Regions from separate parts of the Homo sapiens genome. Here region 2 is linked to region 1. Evidence: read pairs that join two places in POLR2A ChIA-PET (ENCODE). Cell type or tissue: HepG2. All regions are shown on one strand. Links, peaks and the distances in the headings refer to the core of each region. The heading gives the core; the rest is flanking DNA. Region 1 has its middle 10 kb from the start of CAMSAP3. Region 2 overlaps SAXO5 (stabilizer of axonemal microtubules 5).

What was found. ChIA-PET counts read pairs that join two places held together with the same protein. Peaks named below come from ENCODE experiments on the same cell type or tissue, not always from the same donor. Only the 100,000 strongest peaks of a DNase experiment are listed, where the experiment ranks them.
Region 2: POLR2A ChIA-PET joins it to region 1 with 17 read pairs; 4 of 35 experiments call an interaction of 5 or more read pairs at or near these places.

What each region holds. Positions count from the first base shown.
Region 1 is chr19:7,581,565-7,589,955 of GRCh38, reverse strand. No RefSeq gene overlaps it. Among named protein-coding and RNA genes, the nearest start is that of CAMSAP3, 10 kb to the left of the region's middle. In HepG2, for the core only: no CTCF peak of the experiment used is centred there; no DNase peak of the experiment used is centred there; H3K27me3 peaks cover 609 bases.
Region 2 is chr19:7,503,291-7,511,548 of GRCh38, reverse strand. It overlaps SAXO5 (stabilizer of axonemal microtubules 5), which reads right to left. Exons shown (of 9, transcript NM_198534.3): 3 at 7,325-7,428; 4 at 7,138-7,238; 5 at 6,113-6,225; 6 at 5,923-6,032; 7 at 5,384-5,585; 8 at 4,408-4,493; 9 at 3,099-3,343. The coding sequence ends at 3,119. Among named protein-coding and RNA genes, the nearest start is that of ZNF358, 8.7 kb to the left of the region's middle. RefSeq lists an enhancer at 3,312-3,606 and a silencer at 4,919-4,998. In HepG2, for the core only: no CTCF peak of the experiment used is centred there; a DNase peak (open chromatin) is centred at 5,018.

The DNA of each region.
Region 1 (8,391 bases), core at 99-8,098:
CCACCAGCTGAGCCACTTTGCAGCCCTTCCAGTATGAGGCTGGTTCACCCTTCTCTCAATGTCTATGACCTTCAGGACGGGCACAGTGGCGCATGCCTGTAATCCCAGTACTTTGGGAGGCTGAGGCGGGTGGATCACTTGAGGTCAGGAGTTCAAGAGCAGCGTGGGCAACATGGCGAAACCCCCTCTCCACTAAAAATACAAAAATTAACTGGGTGTGGTGCTGGGCACCTGTAATCCCAGCTACTCGGGAGGCTAAGGCAGGAAGATGACTTGAGCCTGGTAGGCGGAGGTTGCAGTGAGCTGAGATCGTGCCACCTCCGGAGTAGCTGGGATTACAGGCACCTGCCACCTCGCCCGGCTAATTTTTGTATTTTTAGTAGAGATGGGGTGTCACTATGTTGGCCAAGCTGGTCTCGAAGTCCTGACCTAAAGTGATTCGCCCACCTCGGCCTCCCAAAGTGCTGGGATTACAGGCGTGAGCCACCGTGCCTGGCCAGTATGGAGTTTATTATCAGCACTCCCCAGGTACCTCAGGGGGACATGTCCAAAATATTTCAAAAGAATTATTTATATATAGTGTGTGTGTATATATATATCTGTAAATATTATGTTATATATATGTAAATATTATATGCTATATATGTATATATGTTATATATATATTTGTAGAAATAGGGTATCGCTCTGATGCCCAGGCTGGAGTGCAGTGGCGCAATCATAGTTCGCTGTAGGCTGGAACTCGTGGGCTCAAGCGATCCTCCTGTCTCAGCCTCCTGAGTAGCTAGGACTACAGGTGTGCACCACCACACCCTGCTAATTTAAAAAATATTTTGTAGAGATGGGTCTGGCTATGTTGCCCAGGCTAGTTTCAAACACCTGGCCTCAAGCGATCCTTCCACCTCGGCTTCCCAAAGTGCCTGGATTACAGGTGTGAGCCACCATGCCCAGCCACCATGCCCAGCCTCAAAATAATTTTTAAGAACAATATTGACTGGGCATGGTGGCACACGCCTGTAATCTCGGCACTTTGGGAGGCTGAGGTGGGCAGATTGCTTGAGCCCAGGAGTTTGACAACAACCTGGGCCACACAGTGAGATCCTGTCTCCACACACACACACAAAATACAAAAATTAGCCGGGCGGGGTGGTGCATGCTTGTAGTCCCAGCACTTTGGGAGGCCGAGGCGGTAGATCACTTGAGCCCAGCAGTGCGAGACCAACCTGGGCAACATGGAAAAACCCCATTTCTGTAAACAATACAAAAAATTAGCTGGGTATGGTGGCTTGAACCTGTAGTTCCAGCTACTTGGGAGGCTGAGGCAGGAGCATCCCTTGAGCCTGGGAGGTGGAGGTTGCAGTGACGCGAGTTGTGATCATGCCACTGAACTCCAGCCTGGGCAACAGAGCAAGATCCTATCTCAAAAACAAAAACAAAACAAAAAACCAACATTCTGGGCACGGTGGCTCACACCTGTAATCCCAGCACTCTGGGAGGCTGAGGCAAGCGGATTACTTGAGGTCAGGAGTTCATGACCAGCCTGGCCATCATGGTGAAACCCTGTCTCTACTAAAATACAAAAATTAGGCTGGGCGTGCTAGCTCACGCCTGTAATCCTAGCCACTTTGGGAGGTCGAGGTGGACGGATCACTTGAGATCAGGAGTTCAAGACCAGCCTGGCCAACTTGCTGAAACCTCGTCTCTACTTAAAAGACAAAAATTAGCTGGAAATCGCTTGAACCCAGGAGGCGGAGGTTGCAGTGAGCCAAGATCATGCCATTGCACCCCAGCCTGGGCAACAGAGCGAGACTCCGTCTCAGTAAAATAAAATAAAATAAAATACAAAAATTAGCCAGGCGTGGTGGTGTACACCTGTAGTCCCAGCCACTTGGGAGGCTGAGGCAGGAGAATTTCTTGAACCCAGGAGGCGGAGGTTGCAGTTTGCTGAGATCGCGCACCGCACTCCAGCCTGGGGCACAGAGCGAGACTCCGTCTCAAAAAACAAACAAAACAAAACAAAAAACAAATATTGTGCATGCCAAAGGCCATCCCTGTCCTTGCGCCTCATGACAGTTGCATTTAGATGCAATAGACTAATACGAGTGAAAGAAATCATTTCATGGCCAGGCGCGGTGGCTCATGCCTATAATCCCAGCACTTTGGGAGGCCGAGGCGGGTGGATCACAAGGTCAGGAGATGGAAACCATCCTGGCTAACATGGTGAAACCCCATCTCTACTGAAAATACAAAAAAATTAGCCAGGTGTGGTAGCACGCGCCTGTAGTCCCAGCTACTTGGGAGGCTGAGGCAAGAGAATCACTTGAACCTGGGAAGCGGAGGTTGCAGTGAGCCAAGTTCGTGCCACTGGACTCCAGCCTGGGCGAAAGAGCGAGACTCCGTCTCAAAAAAAAAAAAAAAAGAAAAGAAAAAGATCATTTCACCTAGGGATAAAATATTGGGACAATCACACAGTCTAGCAAAGGAGCTAGTGACAGTCAGGGTGGGAGCTGCTTTTGCTAGGGCAGTTGTCTGGGCAAGCTTCTTCGAGGAGGAGGGAGAGGTAGGGCAGGGAATGGGGCGATGAAAAGAAGCAGATGGGAGAAGAGCATTCTGGGCAGAGCAACTGGCAAGGACAAAGGCCCTGGGGAAGGACCAAGCTGGTGCTCAAGGAAGGGCACTGTCCCTGGAGTGCAGCCAGGAGCAATGCCAGGAGACGCCGGAGGGTGTTTTGCTGCCCAGACTCTCCCTGGTAAAGCACCACTTCTTCATTTTTTTTTTTTTTGAGATGGAGTCTCACTCTGTCACCCAGGCTGGAGTGCAGTGGCACAATCTCAGCTGACTGCAACCTCTGCCTCCCATGTTCAAGCAATTCTCGTGCCTCAACCTCCCGAGTAGTTGGGAGTGCAGGCGCACGCCACCATGCCTGGCTAATTTTTGTATTTTTAGTAGAAATGGGGTTTCAACATTTTGGCCAGGCTGGTCTTGAACTCATGACCTCAGGTGATCCGCCCGCCTCAGCCTCCCAAAGTGCTGGGATTACAGGTGTAAGCCACCACACACGGCCCCATTCTTTTTTTTTAAATTTTTATTTATGTATTTATGTATTTATTTATTTTGAGGTGAAGTCTCACTCTGTTACCCAGGCTGAAGTGTGGTGACAAGATCTCAACTCATTGTAACCTCCACCTCCTGTGTTCACATGATTCTCGTGCCTCAGACTCCTGATTAGCTGGGAGTGCAGGTGCGTGCCACCATGCCCGGCTAAGTTTTTGTATTTTTAGTAGAGATGGAGTTTCACCATGTTGCCCAGGCTGAAAAATAAAACATTTAAAAATTAGCCAGGTATGGCGGTGCATGCCTGTGGTCCCAGCTGCTTGGGAGGCTAAGGCGGGAGGATCCCTTGAGCCCAGGAGTTTGAGACTGCAGTTAGCTATGATTGCACCACTGTACTCCAGCCTGGGTGACAGAGAGAGACCCTGTCAAAAAAAAAAAAAAAATGACGTCGGATGATTATAATCCGAAATATAAAATGAATATTTGTGAGTCCATGCTGATGTCAAGAAATGAGCAGGCCAGGCATGGTGGCTCACGTCTGTAATCCCAGCAGTTTGAGAGGCCAAGGCGGGAGGATCGCTTGAGGCCAGCAGTTCCAGACCAGCCTTTACAACATAGCGAAACTCCATCTCTACTAAAAATAAAACAAATTAAAGAAATTAGCTGGGTGTGGCAGTGCACACCTGTAATCCCAGCTATTCAGGAGGCTGAGGTGGGAGGATTGCTTAAGAGTGGGAGGTTGGGGCTGCAGTGAGCCGTGTTTGCATAAGTGCACTGCAGCCTGGGCAACAAAAAAAAAAAAAAAAAAAAAAAAGGAGCACATAATTTCATAATAGGGGATGAGGGACTTCTTCCCCTGCAGAAGAATTTCAAATAATTCATGTAGATGCTCTGCCCTCAAGGAGTGGAACGTAACTCTCCAATCCTTAGGTGTAAGCTACACGGGGTGCCTTCCTTCCAAAGATCACAGTATGGAAGGAGGAAAGAGGAAAAAAAAGAATAACTTTACAGTGGAGAAACCTAACACACTACTCCAGCAGACAGTCAAAGACAACCTTGACAGTCAGAAATTATGTTGTTAGTATGTACTTTTATTTATTTATTTATTTTGAGACACAGTCTTGCTGTGTTGCCCAGACTGGAGTGCAGTGGTGCGATCACAGCTCACTGCAGCCTCCACCTCCTAGGCTCAAGCAATCCTCCCACCTCAGCCTCCTGAGTAGGTGGGACTACAGGTGGGTGCCACCACACCTGGCTATTTTTTTTTTTTTGAGACAAAGTCTCATTCTGTCACCCAGGCTGCAGTGCTGTGGCGAGATCTGGGCTCACTGCAACCTCTGCATCTTGGGTTCAAGTGATTCTCCTGCCTCAGCCTCCTGAGTAGCTGGGATTACAGGCACACACCACCAAGCCTGGCTAATTTTTGTCTTTTTAGTAGAGACGGGGTTTCACCATGTTGGCCAGGCTGGTCTCGAACTCCTGACCTCAGGTGATCCGCCCATCTCCACCTACCAAAGTGCTGGGATTACAGGCGTGAGCCACCACACCCGGCCTCACATGACATTTAGTCATCACTTCTCCTTCCATTCAACTGGGACAGTTTCTCAGGAACTGAGAGGCTAAGGCTGGAGAATTGCTTGAACCTGGGAGGTGGAGGTTGCAGGGAGCCAAGATCACGCCATTGCACTCCAGGTTGGGTGACAGAGTGAGACTCTGTCTCAAATAAATAAATGTGAAATCCTGCATGGGATCCTGGGACAGAAACAGGGCATTAAGGGAAAGCTGAAGAAACTGAATGAAGAATGGACTTTAGTTACTAAAAATGTATCCATATTGGTTCATTCCTGGGAGGCGGAGATTGCAGTGAGCTGAGATCGCACCCCCTCCTCTCCAGTGTGGGCAGCAGAGCGAGACTCTGACTTAAAAAAAAAAAAAAATTGGTTCATTGATTGTATCAAATGTGCCATACCAGTGTAAGATGTTAATAAAAGGGGAAATTGTATTGTGTATGTGTTGGGGGAGAATGAGTGTACTCAAACTCTCTGTACCATCTACTTGATTTTTCTGAAAATTTAACACTGTTCTTTAAAAAGTCTATTAGCTGGGTATGGTGGCACAAGCCTGTAGTCCCAGCCACTCAGGAGGCTGAGGTGAGAGGGTCACTTGAGCCCAGGAGTTGGAGGCTGCAGTGAGCTGTGATCGCACCACTGCACTCCATCCTGGGCAACAGAGTGAGACCTTGTCTCCAAGAAAATGAAAATAAAAGGCCGGGCGCGGTGGCTCACACCTGTAATCCCAGCACTTTTGGAGGCCAAGGCGGGCAGATCACCTGAGTTCGAGAGTTTGACACCAGCCTGACCAACGTGGAGAAACGCCCGTCTCTAATAAAAATACAAAGTTAGCCGGGCGTGGTGGCGCATGCCTGTAATCCCAGCTACTCTGGAGGCTGAGGCAGGAGAATTTCTTGAACCTGGGAGGCGGAGGTTGTGGTGAGCCGAGATAGCGCCATTGCACTCCAGCCTGGGCAACGAGAGCGAAACTCCATCTCAAAAAAAAAAAAAAAAAAGAAAATGAAAATAAAAAAATAAAAAATTCTATTAATACAGGAAGGAATTTAAAAGGCATGCAGAACATGAGCCCAGCTGTCATAAAATTACTGTGTGAAATTACTATAATGATTCTATTTATTTATTTATTGAGAGAGGGTTTCACTCTGTCACCCAGGCTGGAGTGCTTCACTCTGTCACCCAGGCTGGAGTGCAGTGGTGTGATCATGGTTTGCTGCAGCCTGGACCTCCCAGGCTCAAGCAATCCTCCCACCTCAGCCTTCCAAGCAGCTGGGACCACAAGCATGTGCCACCACATCTGGCTAATTTATTTTTTATTTTGCAGAGATGGGGTCTCGCTATGTTGCCAGGCTGCACTAGAACTCCTGGGCTCCAACGATCCTCCTGCCTCGGCCTCCCAAAGTCCTGGGATCACATGCATGAGCCACTGTACCCAGCCTTTAAAGGTTCTAAAAGCTGGCCAGGGTGCGGTGGCTCATGCCTGTAACCCCAGCACTTTGGGAGGCCGAGGCAGGGAGATCACCTGAGGTCAGGAGTTTGAAACCAGCCTGGGCAACATGGTGAAACCCTGTCTCTACTAAAAATACAAAAATTAGCCAGGCATGGTGGTGCAAGCTATTCCAGAGACTGAGGCAGGAGAATCTCTTGAACCTGGGAGGCGGAGGTTGCAGTGAGCCAAGATTATGCCACAGCACTCCAGCCTGGGCGGCAGAGTGAGACTCCGTCTCAAAAAACATAAATAAAAATAAAGATTCTGAAAGCTTTTTTTTTCTGGACTCTCTCATCTAAATGGGAAATCAACAGCTTGGGGACCAGCTGCAGTCTGCAGCTCACACTTCGGGTAGTACAAGTACAGGTTTTCTTGATCACGGCACTATTGAGATGTAGAATATTTGGATAACTCTTTGCTGTGGGGGCCATCCTGTGCATTGCATGAAGTTTAGCAGCACCCTTGGTCTCTACCTACCAGATGCCACTAGCAGCCCCCTCCAGTTGTGACAACCCAAAATGTCTCCAGACATTGCCAAATGTCCCCCAGCAGGAGGAATCATCGTCCCCTTAAAAACCATGAACAGGTTGGGCTCAGTGGCTTACTCCTGTAATCCCAGCCCCTTGGGGGGCCGAGGCAGGCGGATCACTTGAGGTCAAGAGTTCAAGACCAGCCTGGCCAACATGGTGAAACCCCATCTCTACCAAGAATATAGAAAAAAGTAAGCTGGGCATGGTGGTGCACACCTGTAATCCCAGTTACTCAGGAGGCTGAGGCAGGAGAATCGCTTGAACCCGGGAGGCGGAGGCTGCAGCGAGCTGTGATTGTGCCACTACATTGCAGCCTGGGTGACAGAGCAAGACTCTGTCTCAAAAAAAAAAAAATAGAAAGAAAGAAAGAAAGAAAGAAAGAAAGAAAGAAAGAAAGAAAGAAAGAAAGAAAGAAAGAAAGAAAGAAAGAAAGAAAGAAAGAAAGAAAGAAAACTGCGTACATACGGATGACAAAATCAAACCTGAAAGCTCGGTCCAGAAAAACCCATGCACATCTGTGAGCTTCAGGTTGCCCTTAGGGGACCCGGTGTTGCCAAGACAATTTCAGGTAGACCACAGAGGCTTCAGTAACGAGGTCAGCCCCAGGGTGTGGCTTTGGGGCCGGGGAGCACGCACGGGTGCAGAATGTGTTGGGAGATGGAATTGGCAGGGCTTGCTGGTGGATGGGAACAGGCGGCCAGGAGAGGGAGGGCGGAGTCTTGGAAGATGCCCAGATCTCTGCCTTTCGCAAGCAGGTAGATGGTGGTGCTGCATGCTGAGATGGGGACAGGAGATGAGGGGCCAGGCTGGGTGGGGAGGATGAGTTTCGTCTTGGACAGGTTGAGTTTCACATCCCGGAGGGCCACCAAGGAGGCCAGAAATTTGTCATCTTTACCACATGATGATGAGAGCGGGCCCAGGCACCTCCACCAATACACAAGATCCCCAAAAGAGTGAGAGGAGTGAGCTATGATCACACCACCGCATTCCAGCCTGGGTGACACAGCAAGACCCTATCGCTCTTTGAAACAAAAAGCAAAAAAGGCCGGCGCGGTGGCTCATGTGTGTAATCCCAGGACTTTGGGAGGCCAAGGTGGGTGGATCACTTGAGGCCTGGAGTTCAAGACCACCCTGGCCAACATGGTAAAACCCCATCTCTATTAAAAATACAAAAAAAAAAAAAAATTAGCCAGGCGTGGTGGCGGGCGCCTGTAGTCCCAGCTACTCGGGAGGCTGAGGCAGGAGAATGGCGTGAATCGGGGAGGTGGAGCTTGCAGTGAGCAAAGATCGTGCCACTGCACTCCAGCCTGGGCGACAGAGCGAGACTCTGCCTCAAAAACAAAAACAAACAAAAATTAGCTGGGCGTGGTGGCGCTTGCCTGTAATCTCAGCTACTCAGGAGGCTGAGGCACGAGAATCACTTGAACCTGGGAGGTGGAAGTTGCAGTGAGCCAAGATCATGTCACTGCACTCCCGCCTGGGTGACAGAGCAAGACTCCTTCTCGAAAAAAAAAAAAAGCTCTGAAGCTGTGAAACGACATCAAAGAAACTTAGGTGCATATGGCTAAGTGAAAAACACAGTCTGAAAGGGCCACTTATTGTGTACTTCTCCAACTCCACGACATTCTGGAAAAGGCAAAACTATGAAGATAGTAAAACCTCAGTGGTTACTAAGGGTTAAGAGGGAGGACAGATGAGTAGGTGGAATGCAGAGGATGTTTAGGGCAACGAAACTACTCTGTATGACACT
Region 2 (8,258 bases), core at 259-8,258, 79 kb after region 1:
CCTTGAGCCAGATGGAGCTTGGTTTCTGTCATTTGCAACAAAATGACGTAAGACATTAACACATTTAGTCACCATTCACTGAGCTGCAGCCAAGTGCCAGGCCCTCTTCTGAGCATGGTACATGCACCTCTTATTTAATTCCTGTAACCACTCTATGAAACGGGAACTATTGGCATTCCCATTTTACAGATAAGGAAAGTGAGGGTCAGGGTGTATTTTTGCCTAAGGACAGAAAGGCAGGTCTGAATTCTGCTGCTGGGTGACGCTTACCACTGAGAAAGTTGTTTTCCTTTAAAAATTAATCTTGGTGGGCTGGGCACGGTGGCTCATGCCTGTAATCCCAGCACTTTGGGAGGCCAAGGCGGGCAGATCACGAGGTCAGGAGTTCAAGACCAGCCGAGCAACATGGTGAAACTCCGTCTCTACTAAAAATACAAAGATTAGCCAGGCGCGGTGGTGGGCACCTGTAATCCCAGTTATTTGGGAGGCTGAGGCAGGAGAATTGCTTGAACCCAGGAGGCGGAGGTTGCAGTGAGCTGAGATTGCACCATTGCTTTCCAGGCTGGGTGACAAGAGCAAGACTCTGTTTCGAAAAAAAAAAAAATCTTGGTTTCTCACATTCAATTCTATATTTTTTTGTCTTAATCCCTAGGCTTTTGGGGGAAGGAAGGGAGTGAGTGGAATATAGGAGGGTTAGTCATAAATCCATAAAATACATCCAGAATAATCCTGATGTAGTGTCTTTCCCCAAGGATTAAACATTTCCAGTACAGTTTCTGTTCTTCCCTGGCAAGCCATCCTAGGGCTGGTCATTTTCATTGTCAGAAAGTGCTCCAAGTTGTGCTGAAATCCAGCTCTTTTTTAATTGCTATGGACTGTTTTCATCTAATGCCTAAGGCTGTTTTAAACCATTCCTGGGATGAGGCAGGAAGATAATCCTGCAACTACAGCTACATGGAACTTAAGACCAAATAAACATTCTGAGCTTCCCAGAAGGCAAGGCAAAAAGGGAAAGCCTTTCTGTTCTAGTAGTCTGGTCACTAGGCAGACCAGCTTCATCAGAAGAGGATGAGCTTATCGAAGTGGTTTCCAACCAGGGCAGTTCTCTCCCATCTGGAAGATATATGGCAATATTTGGGACATTTTGTTACAAGTGGGAGGGAGAGGTTCTACTGGCATTTAGTGGGTAGAGGACAAGGATGGCACTAAATATCCTACAATGCACAGGAGAGCCTCCAATAAAGAATGATCTGATCTAAGACACCGATAAATGATAAGCCCTGGTTTATCCTGAAGTAACTCAGAAGAGCATGATGCCAAATATCTTTAGAGGACATATTCACAGCTGGCAGATTCTTGCATGGTCGAGGTGGATACCATGTGTGGCCAAAAGGGTCATCTTGTCCCTACAGGATGCAAAGCTGGATTCCCTCCTGCCTTTCCTGCAGAAATGACAACCTGGCCTAGAAGAACTGATGCCAACCAGGAAAGGGCTCCTGGGCAGGGTCGAGATTGGCTCAACCTTATGGTTCATTGGATTGGGGTCCTTGGTCTTTGGAGGTTTGATTCTTGGTTCAGGAAAGCCATGTTCACTCCTTGAGACTGGATGTTCAACAGCCCACAGAGGCAGGCCCCGGCATGGTCACTAAAGCCTACCTTACCCGAGACAGACCTTACCCCAGACAGACCTTTCTCCTCACCATGCCCTGGACCTTAAAGGTCAGGCGCTGTCCAAGGTACTGGTCCTTGCTAAGCCCTGTCACTCACTTGCTGCAGAGCCCCATCACATCCTCCTCCTTTTGACCCTTTACATTTTGTCCCTGGCTGAACACTTACCCCCCTGGACCTCATAATATCTTGATGGCTTTTGTCAATTTGCCCCTGGACTCTGCTCTGACCTGGGGACCAGTTGCCCAGACAACCAGTGCCCCATTCGGTCTCTAGTCTCTGTCCATGATGGAAAAAACTGCTGGGTTATTCTCAGCTGTGTCCACTCTTCCATGTCCTCTATGGGCCACATCCAGTGTCCCCACCATTGAAAGCTTTTTCCCCACACCCTGGCCTTCCCCATTCTCATCCTCAGAAGGGAAGCTTCCCCTCCACGACCCCAGCCCCATGCACTGAAAAGTGTGTACATTTCTCATGTATAACAGTCTCATGGGAGAATTGCTACTTATCCCCATTTCATAGATGAGCAAATTGAGGCTCATAGGGGTTAAGTGACTTGCCCAAACTACCACCCAGGACGTGGAGGAGTCCGAGTTTGGATTATGCCCATCCAGCACCCCCACCCTTCCCCGGCCCCAGGGATCTGTGTTCTGAAGTACGCACGCCAGTATCTCTGTTCAGCACTATAACTTTATTCTTTTTTTGAGACAGAGTTTTTGCTCTGTTGCCCAGATTGGAGTGCAGTGGTGCAATCATATAGCTCACTGCAGCATTAAATTTCTGGGCTTAAGTGATCCTCCCACCTCAGCCTCCTGAATAACTTGGACTACAAGCACGTACCACCATGCCTGGCTTTCTAAAATTTTTATTTATTTATTTATTTATTTTTTAAGACTTAGTCTCACTCTGCTGCCCAGGCTGGAGCTCAGTGGTGTGATCTCAGCTCACTGCAACCTCCGCCTCCCAGGTTCAAGTGATTCCCGTGCTTCAGCCTCCCGAGTAGCTAGGATTACAGACATGTGCCACCACATCTGGCTAATTTTTGTATTTTAGTAGAGATAGGGTTTCACCATGTTGGCCAGGTTGGTCTCGAACTCCTGATCTCAGGTGATCCGCTCGCCTCGGCCTCCCAAAGTGCTGGGATTACAGGTGTGAGCCACTGCACCTGGCCGATTATCTTTTTTTTTTTGTAGAAACAGGATCTCCCTATGTTGCCCAGGCTGATCTCAAACTCCTGGGCTCAAGCAATCCTCCCATCTCAGTCTCCCAAAGTGCTGGGGTTACAGGTGTGAGCCACCGCGCCCAGCCTTGACTCCATACTCTTCATGGCAACGCAGCAACAGTGGAGTCATCCTTTCCCGTGCAGTCCCTTCCTCCAGCCCCCACCCACCCAAGCATCCTCTGGATGGGCTGACTGATGGGAAAGAGTGGAATGTTGCCAAGATGGCATTTATTGCTGGCTGGGGCACAGGTACATAGGGGGCTGGGGGACCAGAGGGTCTATCTTCTCCCTGCAGCCGCGCTGGTGAGGCGTGCCCAGGGGCACGAAGCCCTCCTGAGGATTTTTCAGTCTCAGGGCTGCTGGGCCCTGGTACTTGAAAGGAAACTCGTCCTTGTATTGTGTTGAGAAGAAGCGCAGTCCACCCAGAGGGGGCTCCATGTGGCTGTACTTGCACTGTGGAGACAGGGTGGACAGCCTGGCAGGGCAGCCTGGGAGGTGGCCGATCCACCCTGTCCACCCCAGGATCTCCAGGCCTGATGAGTCAGGGGGCGGGGCCAGGCAGGGCAGGCTAGCTGGTCGGGGCGGAGCCAGTGTCTGACCAAGGAGGATGGTTAAGACTGGGTAAGAGAGGATAGGGAAAGGGGCGAGGCTATGGCCAGAAGGGTGGAGTTATGCAGGGGCGGGGCTTGGCCACGAAGGGGCGGGATTGTCCAGGGGCGGAGTTGGGGTTCTGGTCAATTTGGGGTGGGATTTAGCCCTTCAGAAGGTGAAGCCTGGGGTAAGGTGGGGCCGCCTAGGGACAGAGCCAGAGCATCAAAGGCTGGGGAGGTTGAACTCTGGGGAGAGGTGGGCAAAAAGGGCCCCAGGCTGGGCTGAATGAGGAGCTGGATAAGAAGATGGAGAGAAACCAGGGGTGTCCCTGGAAGGACTCCAGGGCTGGGGTGATCCTGGGTGGCTCTGAATTAACCCTCGTCTTGGGTATAACAGTGGTGGTGGTGCAAAGATGCCCCTGAGCTGACCTTGACATGACCCTGGGGGGTGAGCTAGAGATGACCTCTATTTTTTTTTTTCCTTTTTTTGAGGCAGAGTCTTGCTCTGTTGCCCAGCCCAGAGTGCAATGGTGCGATCTTGGCTCACTGAAACCTCTGCCTCCCTGGTTCAAGCAATTCTGTCTCAGCCTCCCTAGTAGCTGGGATTACAGGCATGCGCCACCATGCCTGACTAATTTTTGTATTTTTAGTAGAGACGGGGTTTCACCATGTTGGCCAGGCTGGTCTCGAACTCCTGACTTCAGGTGATCCGCCTGCTTCGGCCTCCCAAAGCGCTGGGATTACAAGCGTGAACCACTGCACCCGGCCAAGCTAGGGATGATCTTCAGGCTGAAGGGATATTAAGATGCCCCCGAGCCTGGGTGATCACTAACTCTGAGACAGGGTGACAGCATAGTCGTCCTGAGATAACTCTACACCAATGTGGGGGTTGCCTAATGATGGGTGGCTCCCCTCCGCCTCCCTTACCCGCTGTAGCATCTCTTCAGTCACCGGGGCCGGAGGTGTTCTGTGTGGCTTCAGCATCTTCTGGTTCATGGTTAAAAAATCGAATTCTGGAGATTCAGGTTGGGGAGGCTGAGTGAGGGCTGTGGGCCGAGGCGGGGCTGAGGGTGTGGTGAAGTTCAAGGGAAGGGTTCAAGAGCCAAGCCCAGGCCAGCGCTGAAGTTGACCAGGGGAGAAAAATGGATTAGGAGAGGGGGGAGGGAGGAGCCAAAGAAGGAGGGAGAAGCCAGAGGAAGGGGGAGGAGCTGGGAAAGAGGGAGGAGCTGGGAAAGAGGTAGGCGCTGGGGAAGAGGGAGGAGGTGGGGGAGGAGGAAGGAGCCAGGGGAGGAGAGAGGAGCTGGGGAAGAGGGAGGAACTGGGAAAGAGGGAGGAGCTGGGACAAAGGAAGGAGCCAGAGAAAGGGGGAGGAGCTTGGGAAGAGGGAGGAGCTGGAGGAGGACGGAGGAGCTAGGGGAGGAACCCAGAGCTAGGGCATAGGGCTAAGAAGGTCAGGGGCGGGGCCGGGCCAGATGAGTCTGTGGGCAGGGCCAGGCAGGGCAGGCTAGCGGGTCAGGGGCGGAGCCAGAGTCTGACAATGGAAGAGGAGTTAAGACTGGATAAGAGAGGATGGAGAAGGGGCAGGGCCGTGTCCAGAAGGATGGAGTTATGAAGGGGAGAGGCATGGCCATGAAGGGGCGGGATTATCCAGGAGCAGAGTTGGGGTTCTGGTCAATTGGGGGTGGGATTTAGCCTTTCAGGGGATGAAGCCGGGGGAGGGGAGGGCTGGTTAGGGGCGGGGCCAGAGCAGTGGCAAGGGCGAGGCTTCCAGGGCTGGGCTTCCCGGGACGGGGCTCCGTGGGGGCGGGGCTCCATGGGGAGGGGCTCCATGGGGGCGGGGCTTTCGGGGGTGGGGCTTCCCGGGGCGGGGCTCCATGGGGCGGGGCTTCCCGGGAGCGCTCACCGCCCGTGCCCCGCGGCAGGTAGCTTTGCTGCAAGTGGAGGTTGGGCGCTTTCTGCACCTGTCTCCACTCTGAAGGGCAGTAGTCCGAGCCCATGGTGGTCTTGAAGAAGCGTTTGAGTAGCTTTGGCTCCCCTAGGGTCACATGACTCTGCAATTTCTCATGAGGCACGTGGCGGCTGGGTGGCTGGGTCGGGGGTGGCGGCTGTAGGACCACATGGCATTTGAAAGCTCCGGCGTCCGAGAGGTCCCCGGGCCCGGGGGGGAGGGAGGAGGTGGGCTCTGTGTGACCTTGGACAGCTCCCTCACCCCTTCTGGGCCCCACCTGGTAGCACTGGGAGTTGGTACTCTTATCTCATTTTACAGAAGGAGCCACGGAGGAGGATCGGAGTGGTTAAGTGACTCGCCCTAGATCACTCAAGTACATCCAGGAGATTCCTGCATACATATCAAGCTCACTCCCACTTTGGGACTTCTGCACCTGCTATTTGCTCTGTCTGGGAAGCCCTTTTCCCTGCCGCCTTTTCGCTCTTCCTGCTCACCTGGCCGTAGAAGTACTGCATGAAGGTGTCCAGACTGCCGGGGCCGGGGCACCAATTTCCTTTCAGGATGTGCGACTCCGGAGTCTGATCGTGGTGAAGAACAAAAGGCTCTGCCAGAAGCGGAACAGGTGCAGAGCTGCCCTGGGAGGCTGCGGTGGGAGGCGGGACGGGGCGGGCCTCAGGCTCTCACCTGGCTCCCTGGCATAGAAGTGCTCGGCCTTGGTGGTCCTGTCGCGGAAGAGGCCGTCACCAGGACGGATATTTACACAGTGGATGTGGGCTGTGGCCTGGGCCTTGTCATACCTGTACGTAGTGTATTATTCCATCAAGAATAAGGTAAAGTGGGCTGGGCATGGTGGCCCACCCCTGTAATCTCAGCACTTTGGGAGGCTGAGGTGGGTGGATCACCTGAGGTCAGGCTTTTGAGAACAGATTGGCAAAAATGGTGAAACCCCATCTCTACTAAAAATACAAAATTAGCCGGGCATGGTGGCACATGCCTGTAATTCCAGCTACTCGGTAGGCTGAGGCAGGAGAATTGCTTGAACCCGGGAGGCGGAGGTTGCAGTGAGCTGAGATTGTGCCACTGCACTCAAGCCTGGGCAACAGAGCGAGACTACGTCTCAAAAAAAAAAAAAGAAAAAAAAAAAGAAGAAGAAGAAGCTAAAGTGGATCCATCTGGGGCCTTGCAACCCCCAGAAAGAGGGAGGGGAGCAGGGTTTCCTAATGACCAAGCTGTGGGGCTCTGATAATGAGAGATCTGGCACAATAGTGCACCTTGGCTACCAGTGACAGAGACCTCAGAGGCAGAGTATGGGCCCTAAAGCCCTAAGGGGCAAATACCACATGCTACTGAAAGCCAGTTGTCCCATCTGGGTGGGAAGGCAGTGCCCCCTCGTCCCCCACTTTTTTTTTTTTTTTGAGATGGAGTCTTGCTCTGTCGAACAGGCTGGAGTGCAGTGGTGCAATCTTGGCTCACTGCAGCCTCCGCCTCCCGGGTTCAGGCGATTCTCCTGCCTCAGCCTCCGGAGTAACTGGGATTACAGGCGCCCACCACCACACCCGGCTAATTGTTGTATTTTTAGTAGAGACAGGGTTTCACCATATTGGCCAGGCTGGTCTCGAGCTCCTGACCTCATGATCTGTCTGCCTCAGCCTCCCAAAGTGCTGGGATTACAGGCATGAGCCACCGTGCCCGCAGTGGCCCCTTTATACCTATCTTCAGGCAGATCCTGGGGCCTGTAGGCCTGTTTCTGCTCCGAACACGTTGATCCATAGCTGATCTTGCAGTCTCCCAGCTCCACTCCGGAGGAGGCCTGTGGGCAGACAGGGATAGGAAGGCCCAAACCACCCAGCCCCCAATTCTGCCCCCGCCTGCAGCCCCAACACAGCCTCAATTTACCCTCTTACACCTCAAGGCAGGTGGGCCTGGCAGGGCCTGGAACTGTCTTTGGTAGGAAGTCCCATCTTGTCTCGTGTAGTCCCACTTGAGGGTGTTGGGGCCCCCTTAGGATAGGCAAGGGGGATGGGGGGAGAGAGAGAGAGATTGAGATTCCCTGCCATCTCAAGCCCTCTGGAAGGAATTCTATTTCTTGCCTGGGAAGGGGAGCTGGGCCATTCTGAACAGTGTAGACTGAGAGCTGTCTGGCAAACACCAAAAGATAAAAATAAAAATAAAATAAATTATACTAAAAGCCAGGTGCAATGGCCCATGCCTGTAATCCCAGCTATTCAGGTGGCTGAAGTGCAAAGATGGGCTTGAGCCCATCTTGAGCTGGAGACCAGCTTGGGCAACATAGTAAGACCCTCATCTCTAAAAAATAATGATAAATTTAAAAATACAGCCAGGTGTGGTGGCTCATGCCTGTAATCCCAGCACTTTGAGAGGCCAAGGCAGGTGGATCACCTGAGGTCAGGAGTTCAAGACCAGCCTGATCAATACGGTGAAACCCCATCCCTACCAAAAATATAAAAATTAGCCGGGTGTGTTGGCATGTGCCTGTAGTCCCAGCTACTCAGGAGACTGAGACAGGAGAATAATTTGAACTTGGGAGGTGGAGGTTGCAGTGAGCCGAGATCGTGCCACTGCACTCCAGCCTGGGCCACAGAGTGAGATTCTGTCTCAAAAACACACACACACAATAAAACAAAAAAACCCCAATAATATCTACCAAGGACTATATTGAGCCACACATAGGTTAAGTGCATTGCATCTTTTTCCAGGACTGAGTATCTCTCTCTCCGTCTCTCTTTTATTTTGGAGATGGAGTCTCGCTCTGTGGCCCATGCTGGAGTGCAGTGGCACAATCTTGACTCACTGCAACCTGCTCCTCCCA